Linked DNA regions of Homo sapiens: region 1 is linked to region 2. Evidence: chromatin loops called from intact Hi-C (ENCODE). Cell type or tissue: B cell. All regions are shown on one strand. Each heading gives the region's core, and the rest is flanking DNA. Links, peaks and the distances in the headings are about the cores only. Region 1 overlaps ATXN1 (ataxin 1). Region 2 overlaps ATXN1 (ataxin 1).

What was found. Hi-C counts contacts between places; a loop is a spot of excess contacts. Peaks named below come from ENCODE experiments on the same cell type or tissue, not always from the same donor. Only the 100,000 strongest peaks of a DNase experiment are listed, where the experiment ranks them.
Region 1: a loop joins it to region 2, with 9 times the contacts of the local background. A loop is called at or near these places in 3 of 110 quality-filtered maps.

Annotation. Positions count from the first base shown.
Region 1 is chr6:16,583,900-16,596,633 of GRCh38, forward strand. It overlaps ATXN1 (ataxin 1), which reads right to left. Exons shown (of 8, transcript NM_001128164.2): 4 at 1,881-2,008. Among named protein-coding and RNA genes, the nearest start is that of ATXN1-AS1, 170 kb to the right of the region's middle. In B cell, for the core only: no CTCF peak of the experiment used is centred there; a DNase peak (open chromatin) is centred at 8,142; H3K27ac peaks cover 670 bases.
Region 2 is chr6:16,414,130-16,426,863 of GRCh38, forward strand. All of the region lies in intron 6 of ATXN1 (ataxin 1), which reads right to left. Among named protein-coding and RNA genes, the nearest start is that of GMPR, 180 kb to the left of the region's middle. RefSeq lists enhancers at 1-174, 7,075-7,124. In B cell, for the core only: no CTCF peak of the experiment used is centred there; DNase peaks (open chromatin) are centred at 6,122 and 7,002; H3K4me3 peaks cover 779 bases; H3K27ac peaks cover 3,745 bases.

The sequences.
Region 1 (12,734 bases), core at 3,161-11,160, 170 kb after region 2:
AGGATTATACTATGGTTCATGCCAATACCCTACATTTGTTTACTTCTATATTGATCATTTTCTCAAATGATTAAATACTCCTGAAATAGGAGTTTTAACGATTTTAAACATTTCATATATATTATTTGCAGCAACACCCAAGGGAGAAGGGTACTATTATTATCCGAATTTTACATGCAAAGTAACTTGCCCAATGTCACACTTCAAGAAAACAGCAGAGCTGGAATTTGAGCCCAGGCAGCCTGAAGCTTGCAATCTTATCTACAGCTTTTCCATCATATGGCACTAACATAGTTATATTTAATCATGTTCCCGATATTGGACATATATATATATATATATATACACACACACACACACACACACACACACATATACACATATATATATATACACACACACATACATATATAGGCACATACATATTTTTAAACTAATGAGCAGTATAACTTCAGATACATATCTAATAAAATTTTTTTATTAAATACCTTTTTGCTCTTTTTAAGAAATGAAAAATTATGCTTTCCACTGAAAAATGATTGTATCTAGTGATTTCATAGTTGTCTAAAAATACTTGGCCAGAAAGGAAGAACTTAAAATTCCCTAGGACCCTTCTACTCCTTCTGGATTTAATATTATTTCTGAAATGTCGAAATCTGGTAAGTTTCAAGGATGCTGCTGTCTAATGGAGGAAGGTTCTACAAAACAGTACAATTTACTTGACTTACAAATGACCCCCCCCACCCCCAAAACCCAAAATACATGGAAACACCATTTTGCATAATCAGTCAGCAAAAAACTCTTTTTGTTTTCAAAATTCTCAGCATTGGAAAACTGTATTAAGTAGACGCTCTCATAAACTGCCTCTGGAAATACAAACTGGTATGACTTTACTGAAAGTAATTTGGCAACAAGTTACCAAAAGCCGTAAAACTTGAAAACTCTTACATTTACCAGTATGCTGCTAAGAAATTAGCCTAAGGAAATAATTTGTAATGGGAACTAATACAGAGCTATAAGAATATTTTTGGCATCATGAAAGCAATAAAATGTCTGGGTGTGGTGGATCACGCCTGTAATCCCAACACTTTGGGAGGCTGAGGTGGGAAGACTGCTTGAGGTCACGAGTTTGAGACCAGCCTGGGCAACATGGCAAAACCTCATCACTATATAAAAAAAAAAAATACAAAAGTTAGCCAGGCATGGTGATGTGCACCTGTAGTCCCAGCTATTAATACTTGGGAGGCTGAGGTGGGAGGATCACTTGAGCCTTGGAGGTGGAAGCTGCAATGAGCCAAAATCATGCCACTGCACTCCAGCCTGGGTGACAGAGTGAGACCCTATCTCAAGAAAATAAAAAGGCAAAAAAATTAGAAACGGCTAACTGTCCAGTTAGAAGGGATATAAATTAAATAAATTTTAGAATGTTTACTCAATGGTATACTAATCATTAATAACTATACGGTAGAAAAATATCTGTTGCTATGAAAGATGTTCAGAATTATATTGTTAAGAGGAACAATACTCTTAATAATCTCTACTACTTCTACAATCTCTACTACCATTTGATGTTTGTCTCTCTAAGTGAATTTATAAATCTATAAATTTATAAATGCCTTCAGAATTATCAGCAATGCCTTGTCATCTATCCTAACTAGTGACCTCAAAATAAGTAGAAGTTATTTCCTTTCCCATAAAAAAGCAAGGGTTCCATTTTTATAAAAGAGACAGTAGGAAAAAATGGAGTCTACATGAATAGACATGTGTATGTTGTGTGTGTATGTTTGTGTGACCAGATATGTATACACCCCCACCACTATCTTGGGGACTTTACAACTCAATGATAATTATTTTCCTTTAAAGCTTTTGGAGATGTTTACCTGTACCATGTGCTTTCATCACAATGGAGAACCATAAGCTATCAGTTCCTTGCAGCAGATCTTTTCACGAAGATTTTGCTTGAGTAGAAAGGGTGGCAGTGGAGAATCTCAGTGTAAAACGCCTAGACCTGTAATTATAAAAACAATATTCTCACTGAGTTAGGCTGCTTCTGTGGTCTTCATTCACATTCGCTGAAGTCACAGAAACGGGAAACATCATATTGCATAATCTCTCACACACACATGCACACACGCAAGCATGCGCACACACACACACACACACACACAAGGTTTTTAAATCAGAATGTCAAAAACTCAGCAGGCAGAGACACAGCAGGTCCCTATCCCCAGGGATGAGTGGGTTCTGGCCAGGGGTTGCTTCCCACCCCATCTCCTCCCCTTGAGGACACCACTATCAAAATAATCCCGTTCCTGCCCCTCCTTCCCTGCTCAATGATTCTAAGATTTCTAAGAAATAACAAGCAGTCAGTTCTTCATAGAAAATGTCAGAAACATTGCTGAATTTGATGCTCTCTTTCTCTAAGACTCCTTCTAGCCACAAAATTATGCAAATTCAGTGCATGTATTTACCATTCCGGCCTCACTTTCACTTTTGAAACTACACATGCCTCTTTGTTAATAACTCAGTTAAGACATGATGTCAGTGATGGCCAAGGTCATCACGAACATTGATTAAACATTTACTATGTTCTGGGCCATGTGCTAAGGGCTTTACACACATTGCCCCACTCCACTGCAGTCTGTGAGGTGGCCAGGAATCATGTTTACCTCTGCATTATTGACAAGAAAACTGACAGTAAATACAGCCAACGGATGTTAAAGCCAGTACTTAAGCCAACAGTTCACAGAGGTCATGCTTAGGATTCTAGTACTATACCATCTCTTCAAGGCTGATCTTTCTACCAACACTTCTGTAGTTAGTATTAAAACATATCGGGGCTGGGGCATGGTGGCTCATGCCTGTAATCCCAGCACTTTGGGAGGCTGAGGTGGGCGGATCATGAGGTCAGGAGATCGAGACCATCCTGGCCAACATGGTGTAACCCCATCTCTACTAAAAATACAAAAATTAGCCACGCATGGTGGTGCGTGCCCGTAATCCCAGCTACTCAGGAAGCTGAGGCAGGAGAATCACTTGAACCGGAAGGCAGAGTTTGCAGTGAGCTGAGATCATGCCACTGCACTCCAGCCTGGTGACAAAGCAAGACTCTGTCTCAAAAAAAAAAAAAGTATCAAATCACTATCACCTCATTTTTCCCAGAGGGTTATGTCACCTAGTCTTAAAATTACTATTATTTGTTTTGGATTTGACTGTACTTTGATTTTAATTCCCAAGCTCAAGTGAAACCGACATGTTCATATTTCAACTGAGTGTAAGTTGGTGGTTATTTTAGTAAATTAAAAATGCTAAGTAATCCCAAATCCAGATGCCAAAACACTAAGCAGAAACCTAAAATCCACGTCCTGCCTAAGCGGCTAAATTTCATTAGAAACAAGTCAGATGATAACATCAAAAGGCATATATGAATTCCAAAGTAAAGATATGAAAATGAAGAGAGGAATTTCGATATCTAATACAGCCATGTCTTAAAAAATTCTTAAACATGTTTACCTGTTCACAAAGTCTACATACTAATACAGATCTTAGAATCACTGCAACACAAAATGGATATGAGCATATCAAGAAATCAACAAAATTATGTATGGGTCCCACAATAACTCTCCTTTTGTATATGTGTAGGCATTTATTTGCACTATTTTTGTTATGCCTCTGCCTTTGCATATGACACTCCCTTTGATTAACATGCTTTGCCTCTCCTTGCCATTTAGAAAATTCCTACTCATTTTTCAGCTGGACACAGTGGCTCATGCCTGTAAATCCAGCACTTTGGGGGGCCAAGGCGGGAGGATCACCTGAGGTCAGGAGTTCGAGACCAGCCTGGCCAACATGGTGAAACCCCATCTATACTAAAAAAAAAAACTAGCCAGGCATGGTGGTGGGCGCCTGTAATCCCAGTGACCCGGGAGGCTGAGGCAGGAGAATCGCTTGAACCTGGGAGGCAGAGGTTGCAGTAAGCTGAGATCGTGCCATTGCACTACAGCCTGGGCATCAACAGCGGAACTCTGTCTAAAAAAAAAAAAAAAGAAAATTCCTACTCATTTTTCAAGGCCAACCTTGAGCTTAAATAGCTTAAATTCCATTGTGATGTCATCCTCATCTATCCCCTAATGTTTTCTGGAAATCTAAGCAGAATAGATTCTGCCTCACCTACGTTTCCTAGCTCAGTGATGGCATCAACATCACTCTGACGTCTTCCTCTCCCAAATTATGCCCCATATTCAACCATGCAGCCATACTCCTCAACTCCCTCCGCTCCTCTCCGGCACCACCCTGGCTCATCTGGACTCTTTCCCTGGCCCCCTAACACGTCTCCCCGCGTCCACCCTGCCACCCTACTACCTTCCTTGGCTCCTGCCTAAGGCATTGCAGTGGCTTTCCATTTCTAAACATGGCCCCCAAAACCTGCATTCTCTTCCAACTTGCACTACAGCATGGCTGGCTTACTTTCAATTCCTTAAAAGGACCTTGCTTTCCCAGGCCTTAAAGCCTTTGCACATGACTTCCTCCTTGCTAAGACTTCTCCTCAAATCACCCACCCCTTCTATCAAATGACCTTGTATTCTTTTCTCCTTCAGCTCTCAGCTCAGTCCTCTTCTCAAGGGAGACTTCCTCAGCCAGGTCACCACCTCCTAGGACACACTTGTATAGAATGACCCTCCCTGGTTATAGTAGTCATTTTGTAACTTTTACATTTTTTGGTTGATTCATTGATTAATGCTTGTTTTCCCCCACGAATCAATAAACTCCAGAAAGGGAGAACTGTGTCCACTCTCACCCCTCCTTTCATCTTTGGGATTCAATGGAAAGCTTTGCACATTATGGGCACTCAATAAAATCTTCTGAGTGAATAAATGAGCCAAAGAAGGAGGGAAGGAGGAAGGGAGGGAGGAAGGTAGGAAGAAAGGAAGGTCATCCCTTAATCATACTGATTTAATTAGTGTTGATTGGATTCATCTGTAAATCGTTTTCCAGCACACAGAGTATGACATCTACATTCCTTTGGGTAACATGCAAGGCTCCTTGAGCTCTGACCCCAGCCAGCCGGGTCTCTCCTCCTGCTGCACTTGACCCTCAGCACCTCCAAGTCCCTCCCTGTAGCTCCCTGACCCCATCTTGTTTCCCTCATCTCCACACCCTTCTCTCTTCTGTTCCCCCCACACATCATCTTTTCAAACTCACTCAGTCTTCAAGTCTCAGGGCTGGGGACGCTTCTCTGTGAAAAACTCCCTGACACCTTCTGGGAAGTGGGGGCCCTTTTCTCTCATTTTTCTACAACCCCTGTACCTATCCCTATTAAAGCAATTATCATATTTTCCTGTACTTGTTCCTTAACCAAGTCCATCTCTCCCACCACAACCTAAGTCCCTTAAAGGCAAGAAAGAGGTATCCCCTCATCATAGTACCCCAGAGTTTCGTACAGCAGCGTGGCACATAAATTAACAACAACAAAAAAAAGAAATGTGTGTATATACACGCACACATATATATTATATAATCTACATTTATATATTATATATACATACTTATATATTATATATACATCACACACATACACACACGTTTCATACTGCAAAGTTCCAGAGCTGGGCATCTGAAATATACGATTAATAGAGAATGTTATTATTAAATGTGGTAAGGCATAATGATTACAAATTCATCTGTGAAACGGGCTAATAACACCTACCTCACAGGGTTGTTACGAGAGTTAACTAAGCTACATAAGTAAAATGTTTAGCACAGAGCTCAGTATACTGGAAGCACTCCATAAATATTAATTGTACAGCCATTATCACTATCAGTATTGTTAGGGCAACTAAGCTGAATTTACAACTTATGGGTAAAATGTAACAGTTTTATTTGCCAGTATCTTTCATATTAAAGCATTAATTAGCATTAGCATCTGTGTAAGAACATAAAATGCCTAGAAAGGAGCTCAGAAAATTAAGGATAAAGAAGAGTCTTATCCGTTGCAACTGAAGGACTAATGATTGTTTCGGTAATCTGTGATATATGTGTGAAGGAAGCAAAGCATCAACAACAAAGCATTTCTGTACAAAAATTATCTATGAAGTCTAAATGACAGAAACTACACATATCGCCATTCAAGTGCTGTAAACATTGAGCTGACGTAATTATAAATACTTACTGTAAGCTATTTCTTTTGCTAAAAAAAAAATTAGAGATGCATATTCATCCACTTCTGTTAATTACTGGACAGAGTAATGTGACTTCATAAATAAATACTAAGGATTTGACTAATGAATATGCCATAAAATGTCTGAATTAATAGCAAGCACATTTCATATGTGGTCTATTAGATGCTATTCTAATTTAGAATTGCAGAAATTTAATGAAATAGACTGCAAACAGGAAAATACAGGCAAGACTATTTTGCAATGCACTTTGGAAAAAAAATAAGAATGAATTGTTTACAAATGCTACCAGTACATAGTTGAACAGAATGAACTGGTAATAGTTATTTTACGAAGCAAACTCATAATTCTGCCCTATGTTGCTTTTCTCTTGCATATTGGCCAAATTTAAATAATGCATATTAGAGTTTTATATATTAAGTCCTACTGAAATATAAAGTACTATCATTATTGCATTTTGAGATTTCTATTCTCAATTCACATTTATCACTGATAAAAGATAAAACCCCAAAGCAAATCATTTTTCTGATTGAGGCTTTTCCTCAGAGATACTAGAGTTGTAGGGGAAGTATAAAAATACTAAATTCATAACATTCTTTTTTTTTTTTCTTTGAGACAAGTTCTCACTCTGTTTCCCAGGTTGGAGTGCAGTGGTGTGATGACAGCTCACTTCAGCCTCAACCTCTCGGGCTCAGGTGGTCCTCTCACCTCAGCCTCCTGGGTAGCTGGGACTACAGGCACACGCCACCATGCCTGGCTAATTTTTTAATTTTTTTTTTTTTTTGAAACATAGTTTCACTCCTGTTGCCCAGGCTGGAGTGCAATGGCGCAATCTCCACTCACCATAACCTCCGCCTTCCAGGTTCAAGCAATTATCCTGCCTCAGCCTCCTGAGTAGCTGGGATTACAGGCATGCACCACCACGTCCAGCTAATTTTGTATTTTTAGTAGAGATGGGGTTTCTCCATGTTGGCCAGGATGGTCTCGACCAGCATGTGGTCTCCCAAAGTGCTGTGATTACAGGCGTGAGCCACTGCGCCCAACTATTTTTTTAATTTTTTAGTAGAGACAGGGTCTTGCTATGTCGCCCAGGCTGGACTCAAACTACTGGTCTCCAGCAATCTTCCCACCTAGGCCTCCCAAAGAACTGGGACTACAGGTGTGAGCCACAGTGCCCAGCTGTAACCTATTCATTTACCATGAGACTATTAAACTCCTTTTAAATTGAATTATAATTCTATTCCATGGCCACAGCTATTGACCAGTTTACCCTAAGTATATGGTTCTTTGCAACATAATTAAAATGAGAAGGTAGAATAGACAAAACCAAAAAAGTCTTAATTTGATCATTTTTATTTAAATTTACTATTAATTTCATTACCATGATGCTTATGTTTGCGTCATAACATCTGATGGAATCTTAGTAATATAAGGCAAAATTCTTTGTTCATTATGCTGGTCCTTCAATCAGGGATGTCCTCATTCATTCAAGCATTGCTCTTCCTTTAAGATTCAGCTCGATGTCACTTCCTTTGTGACATGCTCCCATACATATTGTATTTTCCCTGCCGTGTAATGATCTGTCTCCCTTTCTAGACTATGAGCTCCTTAGGGGCCCCAGCGAGGTCTCTGTATTTTTCATAACAAACTGCACAATTCTTTGCACAGAATATACTCTCAGTAAACACTGGTTTGATGTGTGGGTGAATACACACACTTTGATACTCTTATGACTATGGTGAAAAGGCCACTAATTGTGATTTCAACTTAAAGGTTAAAGCCAAAAAAAATCCATTTTTTAGTGAAATGAAACTCTTAGCGTTTTCACTTCCAGATGCATCAGCATTACATAAAAGATGTTGAAACTATTTTAAAAAATAGTCATGCTGCGCATTTTCCTGTCTGAGAATTAGACTGAAAATACCAAATTCCCCAGGGGCCCCTGGGTGTTCTAAAGACAAATGTTCAGTTAGCTATTGATTCCATGCACTCATTTAATGGAAATCCGGAGTAAGACTCAACCTCCCCACCACCAGCCTGTCACTCATTATTCTGCTCAGCTGTTTCAGAATAAGCGACGACTCCCGGGAGAGCTCTGCCCCCCTCCCAGTACTGGCCAGCACTTCAGTGATGATGAATCCGAGCAGCAGAGAATTTCAGTACTCAAAGCAGCAGAACATCAGTCCCAACTTACATTTTCCACTTCCATTGTCATTCTTATTCCTATATGGGCTTATTTCTCACATATCCACCTTTGATTTTTCAAGATCGAACCTTTGAAAAGGTGAGGGCCTGGCTGCCTAACATATTACATCATCACGCATATGCCGGACTCCTGCCTCACTCAGAAGACCACGTGTTGCTCAGAAAAGAAAGGTGGGCACCAAAAGAACAGGTTTCTCATAATATCCTACCCAGGCCCACAGTTAGACGTATTAGTCACTGTTGGGACAATGAATATGGGTTTTCCAAGAGGTGATCAAGCCTTTACTTGATGGATTTTCTTTTCTCCACGCCCCAAGATTTTCTAGGCTTTTGGTAGGAAGCACTATACAGAAAGCACCCACGTCTCCTAGCTGATTCTGTGTCTGGAGTTGGTTCCTTCTGGTGGGTTCGTGGTCTCGCTGACTTCAAGAATGGAGCCGCTAACCTTTGCGGTGACTGTTACAGCTCTTAAAGATGGCACAGACCCAAAAGACTGAACAGCAGCAAGATTTATCATAAAGAGTGAAAGAACAAAGCTTCCACAGCTGGAAAAGAATCTGAGCAGGTTGCACTGGTGGCTGGTGCGGGTGGGGGTGGGGGGTTGGGGGGGGCAGCTTTTATTCCATTATTTTTCCCGTCCATGTCCTGTTTCTGTCCTATCAGAACGCCCTTTTCTCAATCCTCCCCATGATTGGTTACTTTTAGAACCCTGCTGATTGGTCCATTTTACAAAGTACTGATTGGTGCATTTTACAAATCTCTTGCTAGCTACAGAGCACTGACTGGTGCATTTTTACAGAGCACTGATTGGTGCATTTTACAAACCTCTTGCTAGCTACAGAGCACTGACTGCTGCATTTTATAATACCCTTGGAAGACAGAAAAGTTCTCCAAGTCCCCACTCGACCCAGGAAGTCCAGCTGGCTTCACCTCTCAATTCCACTCAGTAGTTACTGTCAGCCTCCCCCTAAAACCTCCACCACTCAAGGAGCGACACTGTCAGAAGCAGACCTTCTAATTACTCCTGTGTGATCTCAAGCCCCCTCCCTGGGGACTATGGAAAGAGAATGTTAGGAAATAGAGATGGAAAAAACAAGCCATAATTCTGACATGCTATCACTTTAAAAATATTTCTATCATGCAATGTTTGTAACCCACAAAAGAATGCACTAACATGTACGTAACCTGTGAAGCATAAGAATAAAATGAACAGGCATACACCGACCACCCTATTTGAGAACTAGACATTTAGGGGTATTTTGATCCATCTACCTATTTGCTATTTCCCTAAGCCATCCTCCTGCCTTCTCTCCAGGGGTAACCACTATCTTAAATTTTCTATCTATCACTCTCTAAAATACATAGTTTAATTGTGCTTGATTTTAAACTTTATAATACTATCATACTGTATATAGTCTTTTGTGACTAGTTTTTTTCACACAATATTGTTTCTAAGATTTAGCCATGTTGTTACAGGTAGCTACTATAGTTCCTTCATATTCACTGCTGTATAATATTCCATTCTGTGAAGCAAAAAATTATATATATGTATGTATGTACGTGTATATGTGTGTGTGCATATATATATATATATATATATAAAGGTTCTCAATAGACTAATATATATATATATTAGTCTGGAGAGATAGAAGCTAATACATATATTAGTCCAATTATTATACATATTAGTCTAATTATTATATATTAGACTAATATATGTCTATAGAGATAGAAGCTAATATACATATTAGTCAAATTATACATATTAGTTCAATTATTATATATTAGACTAATATATATTAGTCTACAGGGATAGAAGCTAATATATATTAGTCTAATTAATATATATATTAGTCTAATTGTCATATATTAGACTAATATATATATATATGTCTGTTGACGACCTTTAAAATTTTTTCAGCTTCGTTTTTTTTTCTATTAGAAACAATGCTGTGTCCATTAGGAACAATACCCATCAGCATAAGTTTCCCTGGGTTATTGCCTAGGAATGGGTCTATGAATATTCACTGTTAAACAATAGTGCCAAATTGCTTTCCCAAATGACTATATCAACCTACACTCCCACCAGCAGTGCACCCCACCATTTTTTAAAACTGATAAATCATTTCAGAATCAAGAAAGAGATCTATTTGTGCTGAAGTTGGTGTTACAGGCTCAAATTCCTTTTTTTCCTTTTTTTTTTTTTATTTATTTATTTTTTGAGACGGAGTCTCATTCTGTCGCCAGGCTGGAGTGCAGTGGCACGATCTCGGCTCACTACAGCCTCCACCTCCTGGGTTCAAGTGATTCTCCTGCCTCAGCCTCCCGAGTATCTGGGACTACAGGTGCGCACCACCACCCCCACCTAATTTTTGTATTTTTAGAAGAGACGAGGTTTCACTATGTTGGCCAGGACGGTCTGGATCTCTTGACCTCGTGATCCGCCTGCCTCGGCCTCCCAAAGTGCTGGGATTACAGGCGTGAGCCACCGTGCCCAGCCTACAGGCTCAAATTCTAAATATCCATAAAGAAATAAGCATCCTGTCCCTGTCTCTCACATTGGTGAGTTTATACTTTGTTCAGCACTAAGCATAACAAACGAGAGTTACTTCGTAAGATGACGGTTACTTTACCACCTTCAAACATGGCATTAACTAATGACTTAGATTGGACTGAGGGTTAATAATTTGAAGACTCCCCATGACCTTCTTTCCTAGTCATTCAATTCTTAAGCAAGGTGGATACCAAAAGTGTCCAAAAATGCCCTAGCGTACATGAAGTGCCAGGGGCCAAAACCACCCACTTAGAACAGGAAATCATGTACAAATATAAGTACCTCAAGCTTGTGAAATTGAGAGACTTCTTTATTTCCTTCACTATTAGAAGCAGAGGAAGAGAGGGCTGATTAGATGGGGGGAAGGCTTAGCTTTTATTTTAAAATAGCAAAATCGAAAAACTTTGTAATTAGATTTTGCCAGACTTAGGCTTAAAGGAAAATGATTCTTTCCTCTCCAAAAGAATAAGGTCAGAGCCTAAGACTCCCAAACCTTTGGTCCTGGCTCAAAGGGTGAGCTACGAATCGGCCCGTTCTTCATCATCCTCCTACATATACCTATAGATCTGTCTGGGCATGAGTACAGAATTGGCAAATACAGGGTATGAGAAGAGACAACGATAAAACGGACAGAATGTGGTACTGTTCAAATGTTAAGAAGTGTCAGGAAAGCACCACAGCTGACGCTGAAGTTAATCTGGAGGGGAACTAATTTACCTTCTTTAACACAAGTGGAGATGAGGGCAACAGTCTGTGAAACACAGTCAGTGTGTTCTTTCTCCATTATGGTCTCTTTCTTACTGGTTAACTACAAAAAGCAAGGAAATGGCTGAAAGGCAGGCAGTGAGGGGAGAGGGAGGAATGAGAGACTTTCACCTGTACGAAGGATGTCTCTGGAAAACGGAATGTTGACAGAGAGTAAACAAGCAACATATGCTATTAATGCCTGTTAAGTCACCTTTTTGAGATTTTTTGGTGACTATCAGTGAAGTCTTATGCCTCTTATTAAATTCTCACACTGTTTTAATTAAGTAGGGCCTTATTTTAATCACAGTGGTGGTGCCTTCTCGTTTTAAGCTAGTGAGCTGGAACCCAGCCAGGCAGTGTTAAACAGGAGCGAGAGACTTTCCTTCTTCGTCAAGGAAGCTTTTGCAGCCCCGTTATTTTGTTTTTTTATTTTTCAGAGACTGAATCTAGCTCTGTCACCCAGGCTGTGCAATGGCACGATCATAGCTCACTGCAGCCTCTAACTCCTGGGCTCAAGCAATCCTCCTGCCTCAGCCTCCAGAGGAGCTGGGACTACAGATGCACGCCTCCATGCTTGGCTAATTTTTACTTATTTTTTGTAAAGACGAGGTCTCTATCTTGCCAAAGCTGATCTTGAACTCCTGGCCTCAAGCAATCCTCTCATCTTGGCCTCCCAAAGTGCTGGATAACAGGTGTGGCCACCGTGCCCAGCCTCAGACCTCCTTTTCTCCCCTATCCAAAGCCTGGTAAACAAAGTGAGCTGATTTGCATATCTAAAATCGGGTGCTGGATGCCTGCAAATATGATAGGGAAATATGTATTTGGAACCTCAGGTGAAACCCCAGCAAAAACATTAAAATCATCACATTTGAAGGAGCCCTTTGTAATGCTGATATGTAAAGATCCCATTAAAACACAGCCATTCTCCACAACTACAAAAATCTTTGATTTAAAAATGACTTTGGATTCCTATGTCACGTTAAAAGTGTGTTGGGCATTTTATCCAGTGACTTAGATTATCCTTTCAGGAGAAATACTGTACTTCATTGTAA
Region 2 (12,734 bases), core at 2,557-10,556:
TTTTCCACAGCACAGATAATCTCACGCCAGCTCTCACCTATATTAAGTGTTAGACACTTGGTACAGGAACGGATTTCTGCTCTTCCCTATCTCTCACTGTTCAGGGACCTTTGGTCAGTTCCTCAGCATATTGTACCCTAAATGAGGTGATGAGACAGCATCGAGCCAACTGAACTATCAGAGAGTGAGGTCGTAATGCTTATCGGTCACTGTTAAAACCCATCCAACCCATTTTGGTATGATTCTTGCAGTTACTAAGGCCTGGCCTTCATTCTCTCTCCACTCAGAATTCACTTTAAGCTATTATAAGAAAGCTAAAGATAAAACAGCTTCTGCATAATGAAACACTAATCCCCAGAGTGTGACGCCCACGACACAAATGAATGCTAGACAGAAGATAACCAAATGTCTAGACTTATTCAAACCTGCTTCTCATAGTTCAAACTTGTACTCACTGCTTCATCAGCTTATGAACCATAAACTGATTTAAAAACACACATGCAAAACTGAACAACAACAACAAAAAAACGCTAAACCCAGTAGAGCCTCTTCACTCAGGCCTTTTTATTTGAGTTTATCTATCCGAATGCAGTAATGCCTCCTTAAGCAGACACAGCTTACTGAAAATATACACAATTTGTAGCATCTGAAAGAGAATATGGCCTTTGTCCTTCTTTCTACTCAATATGTTGGTGGACTGGAATGTTTCCAATGTAGTCAATTTTTCTGGCTCTTTAAAATTAAATTAATAAAAGTATACAATTTAAGGATCTATAGATTTGTGTTCAGCACAATGGACTAAAAGTTGAGCTACTGGATTCTAGAACAAAATGTCACTTATAATTAGCTGAGTATATATGACATCTCAGGCATTGTACCAAGGGCCCAGAAAATTACCTCATTTCATTTTTATAATTTTCAGAAGCACCCACTTTCCTAGCTAGGATACCTACCAATTGTGTTCTTGGGCAAATTATCTTCTATCTTGGTTTGTACAACAGAAGAAGAAATTATTTTAAAATATATGGAATATAATAAAATAGAAATTTGGCCAATTAATTAATATTAGGCAGTGAAACAATAAGTGGTTTTTTTGTTTGTTTGTTTTTGGTTTTTTTGAGACAGGGTCTCACTCTGTCGCCCAGACTGGAGTGAAATGGTGCGATCTCGGCTCACTGCAACCTCTGCCTCCTGGGTTCAAGAGATTCTCCTGCCTCAGCCTCCCGAGTAGCTGGAACTACGGCACCTGCCACCATGCCCGGCTAATTTTTTGTATTTTTAGGAGAGATGGGGTTTGGCCATGTTGGCCAGGATGGTCTCGAACTCCTGACCTCAGATGCTCCACCCTCCTTGGCCTCCCAAAGTGCTGGGATTACAGGCGTGAGCCACCGCGCCCAGCCCAAGTGGTTATTATTTCAACACAGAAGTCCTTGTTTACCCGAAGCAGCTGGGAAATAGGGCTTCGCATAAAACCAGAGCAGAAGTAGCAGAGAAAGGGACCTGTGAGTGAGTCCTGCCTGGTTCTCGGCTCACACTAGTCCAGCCTTGGGAAAGAGCTGGGACACCACAGGTAACCACCTTAATTTACCCTTTGCCTGTCTGGCGAAGACAAAGTAAACTGAGTGCCACTTTTATTAATGGGAAACCATCTTACTTATAGCAAAAACAAATGCTCAAACCTCATTCATTCTGCGGTTATCTGGATCCTTCATGCTGTAGGTAGGGAACAGAATGGGGCTCTGAGAGCTCCCTCCTCCGCGCCTCTGCTGGGAGCAAAAATAATCTCAAAACAGGAAAAAGAAGGAGGGGAAATTTTTAATCGTTTTTTTCCCTCCCTTCAGAATGAGTGGGGAGAATTATACATGGGCAGCTACATATGAGCCAGTACATATAAGTCAATAATGCAAACAGGATCGTCAGGAAAGTGTTTAATTTATTCACAAGAAGAACTACCAAGCTTTCAAAAAAAAAAAAAAAAAACCCAGGCTTTCTTCATCATCCATTTTGCAGTCAGTGTGCTGATAACAAATGGTCATTATCTAGTTTCTGGAAAGTAATGTCTATGAATTGGAAAAAAAAAATTGGTCAATAATTTATATGGCTATGTATACTTGAAGTAATGCAACTTATTTTCTTAGAAGGATCTCTCAATATAGATTAAATTAATGTAAAATGTAAAATGACTTCCTCCTAAAAAATCTAAATTAGAGAGATTTTATTGGCTCAATAATTAATACTGCATCACACATCTACTTTCCTCTCTGCCTTCTATCCCTGTGGCCTTTTACAGACAAAGCTTTTGCTATAACCATGGAGCACACAATAGTGCAAACTATAAAATATAAGAAAGTACAATACCTGCCTTACAGGGCTGTTGTGAGGACCTAATCAGACAATGCATGAAAAGTACTAAGTATAGTCCCTGGCCCAGATTAAGTATTCATAAATATCAACTGTAATTATTATTCCTTTTATATAAACTTTTATTTCATAGGGAGATGTTTCCTAAAGAAATCTCCTACTCATCTTGCTCGTACACCCTAAACGTTTAAAATAATCTCACTGTATCCAATACCTCTGACCCCTCTGAATCCCATCACATTTTCACCGCTTAGTTCATGGTTCCTATCTCTTCCTCACTGTGTTACAGCCGAGCTGGTACACACTGGAATTCCTGAATTCCTCTAGTAGGCCTTTAGTTTCCATAAAGCAGAAACCCCATACCGTGTATCATTGCATACTCAGTAGAATGTGGCTTTTATCTTGCATGGTGTAGGCTTTTAATAAGTATTTATTGAATGGATACATGAAGATATGAGTGAATAATGGAATAAATCCTGGGGCTCAACAGGCACCTAACCCTACAATATTTCTAATGTTTTGTCAACTTCCCCTAAGATATTATTTTATTTATTTTTTAGAGATGAGGTTTTGCTCTGTTGCCGAGGCTGGAGGGCAGTGGTGTAATCATAGATCACTGCAGCCTTGAACTGCTGGGCTCAAGTGATTCTCCCACCTCAGCTTCCCCAGTACCTGGGACTACAGGTATGCATCACCATGCTAGGCTACTTAAAAAAAAATTTTCTTTTGAGACAGGGTCTCACTATGTTGCCCAGGCTGGTCTTTAACTTCTGACCTTAGGCAATCCTCCTGCCTCAGCCTCCCAAGTCACTGGGATTACAGGCGCAAGCCACCACACCAAGCCCAATCAATAATAATTTCCAAGTTATGGCTTTTAATGGAAAGCAGAATAAGAAAGTCTTTCCTGATGTCTACTTCATCAAGTAGAGAGAGGGAGTTACAAGTTTCTTATTTTTTTTTTTTCTTGAGACGGAGTCTTGCTCTGTCACCCAGGCTGGAGAGCAGTGGCACGATCTCGGCTCACTGCAAGCTCCGCCTCCCAGGTTCAAGCGATTGTCCTGCCTCAGCCTCCCGAGTAGCTAGGACTACAGGCGCCCACCACCATACCTGGCTAATTTTTTGTATATTTACTAGAGACGGGGTTTCGCCATATTAGCCAGGATGGTCTCGATCTCCTGACCTCGTGATCCCCCTGCCTCGGCCTCCCAAAGTGCTGGGACTATAGGCGTGAGCCACCACACGTGGCCACAACTTTTTTTTTAATGGCCTAATCTGTTTCTCAGCATACGAACACTGTATCTCACTCCCAGACAACTGATGCCATTCATGCTTGAAGAAGAAATCCATGACCAGGTACCAAAGAAGGCTAAATATAAAGGCAGTTTTCTACCTGCCACTACCCTAGTTCATCCTCGAAGATTTGGTTCAAAAGTTAGCCTCTCAAAGGCCCTCCATATTATTCCACCCTGAACCTCAGAGCTCTTGAGGTTAAAAACTATGAGAAGGAATGGATGAGTAAATCAACGAATGAAGGTAAAGCATGTTGTTTGAGACAGGGTGATTAATGGGAGCATGGTCCCAACGCTCTGGTGTAGCAAAAGATTGAGAAGTGAACACTGTTGTAGAGCTACGAAAAGATATTTGGCACATAATAGGTGCTTAAAATGCTCATTAAATGAAAGAATTAATGCATAACCCTTCCTACTGAATGTTTGTGTCTAGAAGATGCACTGTCTCAAACTATTCCCATTATAAAAGTAAATATTGTTCCTGTGTACAATTAGTCCCTTCCTCTAGACTATTAATCCCTGGCTCCTGGCAAAAACTCCTTGCATTTGTACAGAAATGGAATCGGTTTTTGGCCACATTAAGCGATACTTCTTTCCTTAAGCACATCAACTCCCTCTGTGGCTTTCAGGAATGCTTAGCCTTTGGAATAAAGTAGAAAGTACAGAAATCCACTGGAATACATGGCCTGGCACATGTCAAATCAAAGAAGGAATAGAGAAGCAGGGAGCATTCATGAGATCTGAACAGTCTGACCATGCAATACTCCTTTTTTTTATTTTATTTTATTATTATTATACTTTAAGTTTTAGGTTACATGTGCACAATGTGCAGGTTAGTTGCATATGTATACATGTGCCATGCTGGTGTGCTGCACCCATTAACTCGTCATTTAGCATTAGGTATATCTCCTAATGCTGTCCCTCCCCCCTCCCCCCTCCCCCCACCCCACAACAGTCCCCAGAGTGTGATGTTCCCCTTCCTGTGTCCATGTGTTCTCATTGTTCAATTCCCACCGCAATACTCCTAACGCTAATAATTGTAGGTGTTAATGGTAACAATTTGTTATAAATGATACAACATATTTCTATTTGTTCCTTAGCTTTCAAGCATTCGCTTGATGTCATGGTCTGAAATTTGGCCAAGGTGTTCCTATTTTCAGGCCTCGATATGCCCACAGATGCTTCCCTGGTTATCCTTCATTGAACCAACTCCTCCACTTACTAGCTGTGTGACTTTGTACAAGTAAGGTAACCACCCACCCTAAGCCCCAATTTCCTTTTCTGTTGAATAAGGGTAATGATGGTACATATGTCTTACAACTGTCATGAGCTTTTTGTATTGTTTTCTTCTTTGAGATGGGTTCTTGCTATGTTGCCTAGGCTAGGCTCAAACTCTGGGGCTCAAGTGATCCTCCTGCCTCAGCCACCCAAGTAGCTGGGAGTACAGGTGCATGACACTGCACATGGCTTCCCATGAGCTTTTGATGAACTGCTGCATGTAAATATTTTAGCACAGTGCTTGGCACATAATACATGTTCAATAAATGTTATCTATTCCAATCATTATTATAATTAATAGCCAATCCTATTCTTATGATAGTTCTATCACTGTCTACTCATTTGCCTGGTAATCATATACTCTTTGTATTTTATAAATATATACATTAATATATTTTATAAATATTTTTATAATATTTTGAGTAATTTAAAATGCCCAAATGGCTGTTTTCTTGTGATACAACCATGGAGTACTTTCCAGGGTGGGTATGGCAGTGTGCAAAGGAAAAGGCCTGGCCCTGGGCAGTGCTATTTTCAGAGTGTGTGAGGGCCAGGCTGCACCACATCCCATATTTCCCTTTGAAGAAATCAGCCAACGTAACAAGCAAAGGTGCCAGGGAGGCCTTGAGGGTACCAGTGTACAGGGGACACTGCTACATGTGCATGCTGAGTGGCTGCCCGGGTCTGCCTTTGTGTACTAGGGGAATGTGTGGTGAGGCTGGAGGGGACAGAGCTGGCCACCTGTGAGAAGGACTCTCAGGGCTGCTGTCATCATTTGGCAGAGTCCATCCTTCTACTCCAACCCAACCTCACTCTCAGGGAGGGGACGGATGAGGACCGCTCATCCTATCATCTACAGGGTTTTTAAAGTGTGGGTCCTCATTCTCTGGCCTGGGTGGCCATGATCCGAGGGCATTTTGTTCTGGTGCACAGATACAAAGACTGGGGATGGGGAGGACAGTAATCTTTTATACAAGGACACATGAACCACCACACTGGTGCCTTAGAGAACATAGGCAACGAATACTCTGCTGCAGCATAAGTGATCGAAAGTCACACGTTAATGCAAATTATGTAAATCCTCACTAAATGATTTGAATAGAAAGGAAATCACCATAGCACCACTGTTCTCCATAACGTGAGCTGCAGTGTTCTATGCTGCATTTTACTTCCCCGGTATGAGGGCAGCTAGAGAGATGGTGGGATGACTTTCACTGTCTCTGGGGACCTTCAGACAAATTAGCTATCTTGTGAACAGTCCCAGGATGCCAACTTTCTAAATAAACATCAAAATGCATTTACTGTCTGTATCACTTAAGAGGTTGAGAATGGAGGGGGGAGCCTAACTGCAAACATTTGCGTGTTTTTATTTAACAATAGCTTAGCTATTAGACAATATAGAGTATTAGAAAGACTGTCTTAGAAGACTGAAGAGGTGAAGCTGGTGTTCTGAGTATGTCTACACAGCCTGCATAGAGGCAGATGTATATAAATGATCATGTTACTCTGCCTAAAATGGATAAAACTCGGAACAAAACAATCCACATTTAGTAATACCCTGAAGCTGACTCTAATTTGTATTCACTGTGACAACTCCTTACTTTCAAATCTGAAGTAATTATTAGAAAGTGAGAAAACAGACATTACTTTTGGGAAGCTGGGAGATGGCTTTATAGTCTAAGTTGCCACTAGATAGAATGACCCATAAAAATTACTTGGAAGGCTATTATCTCATAACCGGGGCCTATAAAATCTAACAGTTACAGATTCTCTCTCTCTCTCTCTGTCTCTCTCTCTCGTGTGTATTTTAATTAAAGACTTAAACTGCTAAGAGACAAAACTGAAAACATGTACGTAATCCAATTTTGCATAATGTCTCTGCGGTTTTGTAGTTGATTTTCCCCATCTGACCCTGACTTACATGTGATACACACACATTTACTGGTTTATGGTAGGAAAACTGCTCTGGCTGGGTACTGGCACTCGCCTTTGTGATTCAGGCATGAAACCATGAGGTGCCCAGCTGGAATTCAGAAGAAGTACATTAGGACAGAGGGGCAGCTTTGTATTTATTTATTAGGTTCTTCCAACTTAAGTTGCCAGGGTAGCATGAGCTTTTTAAAAACAGTTGTTTCTGGCCTTCCTGTTTTAGGCTTTTATCTAATAGAGTGTGAGAAGACATGAGTTCACATGCAGCTAAGGATGAGATTATTCAAACTGAAACCAACCCCACATATCAAACCGTGGTGTCATTTTCGTCACTTTAACAGTAGAAAGGACACAGGAAAAAAAAAAGAATGAAATCATTTACTGAACTAACAGTTACATTTGTCCCCTCCTGCCTTGGATAAATAATGACTAATTTTTAAATAACAGATTGGTACAGCTCTGAGATTAGGAGACAGAAAGCATGGAAAGGTCCTCAGACCTTTTAGGTTTGGTGCTTTCCTGTTCCTCTGAATGGGCATTTTTCAAAACCATTTTGAATGTAAAAGGCTGTAGAGTTCAACACTGGGCTTCTTCCTACTTTATGAGGTTATACACAGGTTCAAGGGTGAGGGTAAAGACAAGCAGGTGCAGAGTTTCACACGGGAGGGTGGGGGGGGCGTGAGTGTGCATGCATACATATTTGTGGGAGATGAGCGTGCATGCAAATAGGTGTGCAGAAGTGAGTGCACACAAATGCACATGTGTGGGTGAGTGTGCATACAAGTACATGTGCAGGCGTTGATATGCATACATGTGTGCAGGCGTGAGTGTGTACACAGTGTGCAGGGGCCATGACTGTGCATGTATATGTACACTGCAGGGGCAATATGGAAAAAAACATGGAATACAATGCAGTTTAGCCACGACTGGCAGCCAAGATTGACCTTTAAGCCCATTTCATGGCCACTGCATATGCATTTTTTATTATATGCCAATCCCAGGACCTGGTGCAAAGATAGCCAGTAAGAAGTAAGATCTTCATCTTTTGAAGTATATAAGGGTTTTTTTTTTTATTTGCCTCTGTGCTAAGAAGAATGGCCAAATCATATTCCTCTTCATTCCAAGTTGGAGCAGAACAGCCTTAGGTTGCTGCCAACTGTTATCCTTCGAGAGGGCCACATATTTTGAGGTTTCAGAGACAGTGAGGTAGATTCTGCCTTGAGAAATATCAGACACTCAAGTACTCCGGCGACACACTGAGCAAATGTTTTTGCCAGCAGAAAGATATAGGTGGGTTCACCGTGGCGCAGGTGAGGGAGAGGAAGCTGTGCACAGTAAGCGCACTTTCTCTTCTCCAGACATCCTGGTGCCACAGTAGTTCCCATTCTCTCTCCTCTTCTGTAACTTCTAAGACCTTTGCCTTAAGTGAATGGATCCTCCTAAGACAGCCATAACTGCATTTATTTACGTCCCTGCTCTTTGACTTGAAAAGTTCACCCTTTCTTGGAGAGAGAGACTTGGAAAAGAGAGGCATGAAGGGTCTCAAGCCCTGGCAATTCTGCCTCAGTGAATCCGACTTCTACCTCCACAGTGAAATCTCCCTAGCTAGTTGAGGGGCAGCAGTATTAATTGTTCCTTCCTAAGAGTTGTCAAGCAAATCAACCTGAGAACTGGAATCCACCCAAGACACACCTATGCCTTTTACAATAAAGATTCAGTGAAGAATCCTGCCCTTCACAACAGCCTCCTCAAGTAGGGAAAACGCTACAAAAAATGGATACATGACAACCAGGAACTCCTTCACCCACAGAGAGATGTTTCTTTGATCTGCCTTATCTCTGCCATCTGTTTTCCCAACCTGGGCCAATGTGGTCTAATTTCAGTTCTTTCATATTTTCACAAGTCAGAGGGAAACCAGGAATCTTAAAGGTTTACTACTGAAAAGCACTTTATTTTCAGTAAGGTGCTTTAAAAAATAGAATTGTCATATCTGATCTGATTCAGGTAAGAAATTTCAGAAAGGGAACTCTAGAATTCATTTTTCATAAAGGGACAGTCAGTGGAATAGAGCACCAGGGGTAGGGGGAGTCTTTATAATCACACACCTCTCTCTGAATACATTTCACTTGTTAGCCATCAGGTCTGAAAACTGTAGTGCTGGCTCTGTTCAGTTATTGTTCAAGTGTGATCTCAACGACCCTGAAATTCTTCTTTGTCATTTTGCATCAGGCTGTTTTTCATGATTTCACTTTGTTCCCATCCTCACGGCCTTCTACTACGCAAGGTCTCATGATATAAATGAAGGTTATCTTCTTTTCCTTCCAGTCACTCCTCTTTACAGAAATCTCCTACATAATTGAGATGCTGTCATCAATCAGTCAACCAACCAAGCCCCCTGAACTGGGTCCTTGTGATGTTCCAGGGGTTTAATTACAAGGAATGCTAGCTCCTAACATCTCAGATACCATGGGCTCGAAGACTTGTAACATGTGATATTAGGGCAGCAATGGTTTCCTCTACTGGTCCGGGATTTGGGGTTTTAGGGGCTCTCTTCACAGATGAGAGAATTTTGCAGCTTCTTGCCACTGGCTGCAATGACGCTCCCCAGTGAGGTGGAGGCCTAGAGAGAGGGGAGGGTGACTTAAGGTGGGCAGGGCCTAGCCTTGATTACAGGCTCTCAAGGATTAACCTCGGGAGGACAGAGAGGAGAGAAGACAAGGTGAAGCTTTGTGAGTGGACAGAAATTAAATAAAGGGGTTTCCAAGTTAAGTACAGTGCTCCTGGAGAAGCAAGTTGGAGGCTGCTGGTATCATGCATACACATGCAGGACTATTTAGTGGTACCTGATTATTCTGATCACAAACAATGGTGTTTTTATGCATCATTTATCTTCAGAGAGTGTCTATCTGAGCTGCTTGAAGCAAACGAAACTTATGGATTGGACTAGCCTTACGAGAATGCTAGTTTCAGAGCTATGGCTGTGCCTATAGCAGTTTGTAGGAATTTATTATATAAAGTCCTTTTAACCCCTTGGAGCACTTTTACATCCTTCGCATCACATGATCCTCCAGGTAATCCTATAAGACTGGAAGAACAGGTGTGAAAAGACCATGTCTTATCAAGACCCAGTGGGCCTAAGTGATCTGTCTAAGGTAGACAGAGGGCAGGTGGCAGGGAGCGGCCTGGATCTGCCTTCTGATTTTGTTTCTTTTGTCATGGTTGCTACAACATCATTGCTCCTACAGGCAGAATCAAGAGCTACGGGTTCAAGGGACGAGAGGGAAGAAGGACACAAGCCGGGTGTGTGCATGCGCATGAATGGAGCCTGCGTGCACAAACATTCGGTGATTTGGAGCCATTTACGCAGCTCATCTGGAAAATCACAGCAGAGGAGAGGTTTCCTATGGGGAAGTCTGTTGGGAGCCTGATTTTACCCCTCTCTCTTTGCTCCAGGCTGCACTGGCAAACCTTCGGCTATTTAATAATAGTATCTAGTTGATTTACATCCAGGGTTGCCCAGGGTTCTAGTGTGTGCACTGCCAGGCACAAACAAGTACAGACCAGCTCATGCCCCACAACAAAGTGGCCATTTTATGGGGAATCAACTGGAATTCTCCATTGCTGTCTCTGTCTGCCCTGCTACTCAGAAGACGGTGGAAGGAATGCTGAAGTAAGCTTCTGTAAGAGCTCACTGGCCTGGCTTTGAAAGAGAGGATCAGCTGGGATCTCTGAATAGATGAGGAGTCAGGGTGAAGACAGAAACAAAGAAGTGTTTCAGGTGCAAAGGAAATGTGGGTGCTCCATGACTCTCTGAAGGGAGTCCAAGGGCTGGACCATTCAGAACCTTCAGGAAGACTCAGAACAGCTCCAGCCTGCCTGAGCTGGAAGCAGTGTCACTGTTGGTGTTGCGTCTCCTCTGAGGACCTTCCAGAACCATCTAATGGCATGGGTCAGAACTACTGACTGCTGCATTTTGCACTCAGGGCCTTCCATGAATGGCAGTTTCTGGTACCTTTGCAGACTATTCCCTAACATGCCCTTTACACATAAATTCAGCCAACTGAAATCAGAGCAATATTTGAGCTATGGCCTTTTTTCCCTCTAAAATGCTACCAAACACTAGATCTCTTAGTTCTTTCATATTTTAAAGTGCACAGATGCCTGATTTCAGATTCTGTGAAACAGAGCACAAATTAATATTTACAAATGCTTTCTGTCTCAGGACCCCTCTGTAGCTACTAACTTCACATTTGGGAAAAAGTAGACCCTACTCCATCCCACTGTGCCACGTTGTTTACCAAAAGTATCCCACCAGGCACTTGTATTCCTCACCCACGTGTATTACTTTAAAATGCCTTTCGGTAAAGGAGAATTTGAATAGCATTTTACGCATTAACTGTCTGGGAATGCTCCCAACATAATATACTGAAACACAGAAGACTGGCTGTAGGTCCAGATCACCTGGTAGTGAACCATGGAAAGGTATTATTCACACACCTTGGAGCCTGCGGATTCTCTAAGCCTTCTTAATCATTCTTCAGGTATTACTTTGTCCTTCAAAACAGCAGATTTCAGACGCATTTATAAAACAATTCAGTTGTAATCTGGGTCCCTAAAGCTTCAGTATAGACATTTATCTTGTAAGTAACAAAGAGATGGGAAGATTTCCTAAGTTCTCATGCTATCCCACCTCCTGCTTGTGTTACTCACTATTCAAAATTTAAGAATAAGAAGTCATCTGGGAGAAAGGGGATGGGACCGAGCATCCCTGAAACACGGCTCAGGGCTTGGTTCCCTCCTATGCCCATCACCTGCTCCCTCACTCAACCACAAACACGGCTGCAATATCAGGGTCAGTGTTCCACATCCCGTAGCAGATGACCCTCTGTTCCAGAACAAACAAAGTGTGCACCCTATAAGCATGATGACATTAGAATTAGACTTCAAAGCTAGCCTCAAGATGCTCACAGACTGATATTAACCACTGTCTGCCACAAGCATATGGCACAAGACAGGCTGGAGCAGATCACAAGGAAAGACTCGTTGGCATATTGGCCCACAATACTGCCACAGAGGCAGAGCTTAGAGAGGGTGCTAGGCAAGGCATTCATCCGCTATTTCACTCTGGAAAGGGGATCAGTTGGGGGAAAAAAATCTGCAAACCTTTTGAGGACAGAAGGCAATATTGCTTGAAATTTATGAGTAATGAGCCATTTTGGGAGAAGGAAGTTGATTCTGTCATTCATTTTGACAGGGCTTATTAACACAAAAGGAGGAGAGGGCTGGTGGGGAGGGTGGGGCACTTGTGGGAAGGTGCAGAGAGGACAGAAGGGTGAAGCCAGCCAGGCAAATGAGAATGAGAAATTGCAATTATGGACCTTATGGAGGAGCTGCTGGTAAGCTACCCTGGCCAAAGGAAAATGTTGATTGGACCAATTTTCAGAGGGAAACAGACAGCTCTTCTGCAAGCAGATGGATGACAAATCTCTAGGAGGAGGCTGTGTTGTTCATGTGTGAAATGGTCTTAGCCAAGGAGTAAAAGCGCCAAGCCATGTATGTAAGCAGAGCCACCTGGCCTGTGTGTGGTGGTGGGGCCGAGTGTGTGTGTGTGTGTGTCTGTATGTGTGTGTGTGTGAGAGAGAGAGAGAGAGGCAGAGAGAAGGATGGAGAGACACTGGCAGCAAAATCTCTTGCTGAAAACTCCAGGACACTTTAACCAAGCAGCCCCCATTTGTACATCTCTGTCTATCTCTGTCTCTCTGTCTTGTTTTTTCCTTTCTTGTTTCCCTCCCCCTCTATCCAGCATCCCCTTGCTGCTTTAACCTTTTCCCCCATCTCTTAGATGTATCTTGTCCTGTGGAACTATAAGATCCAAAA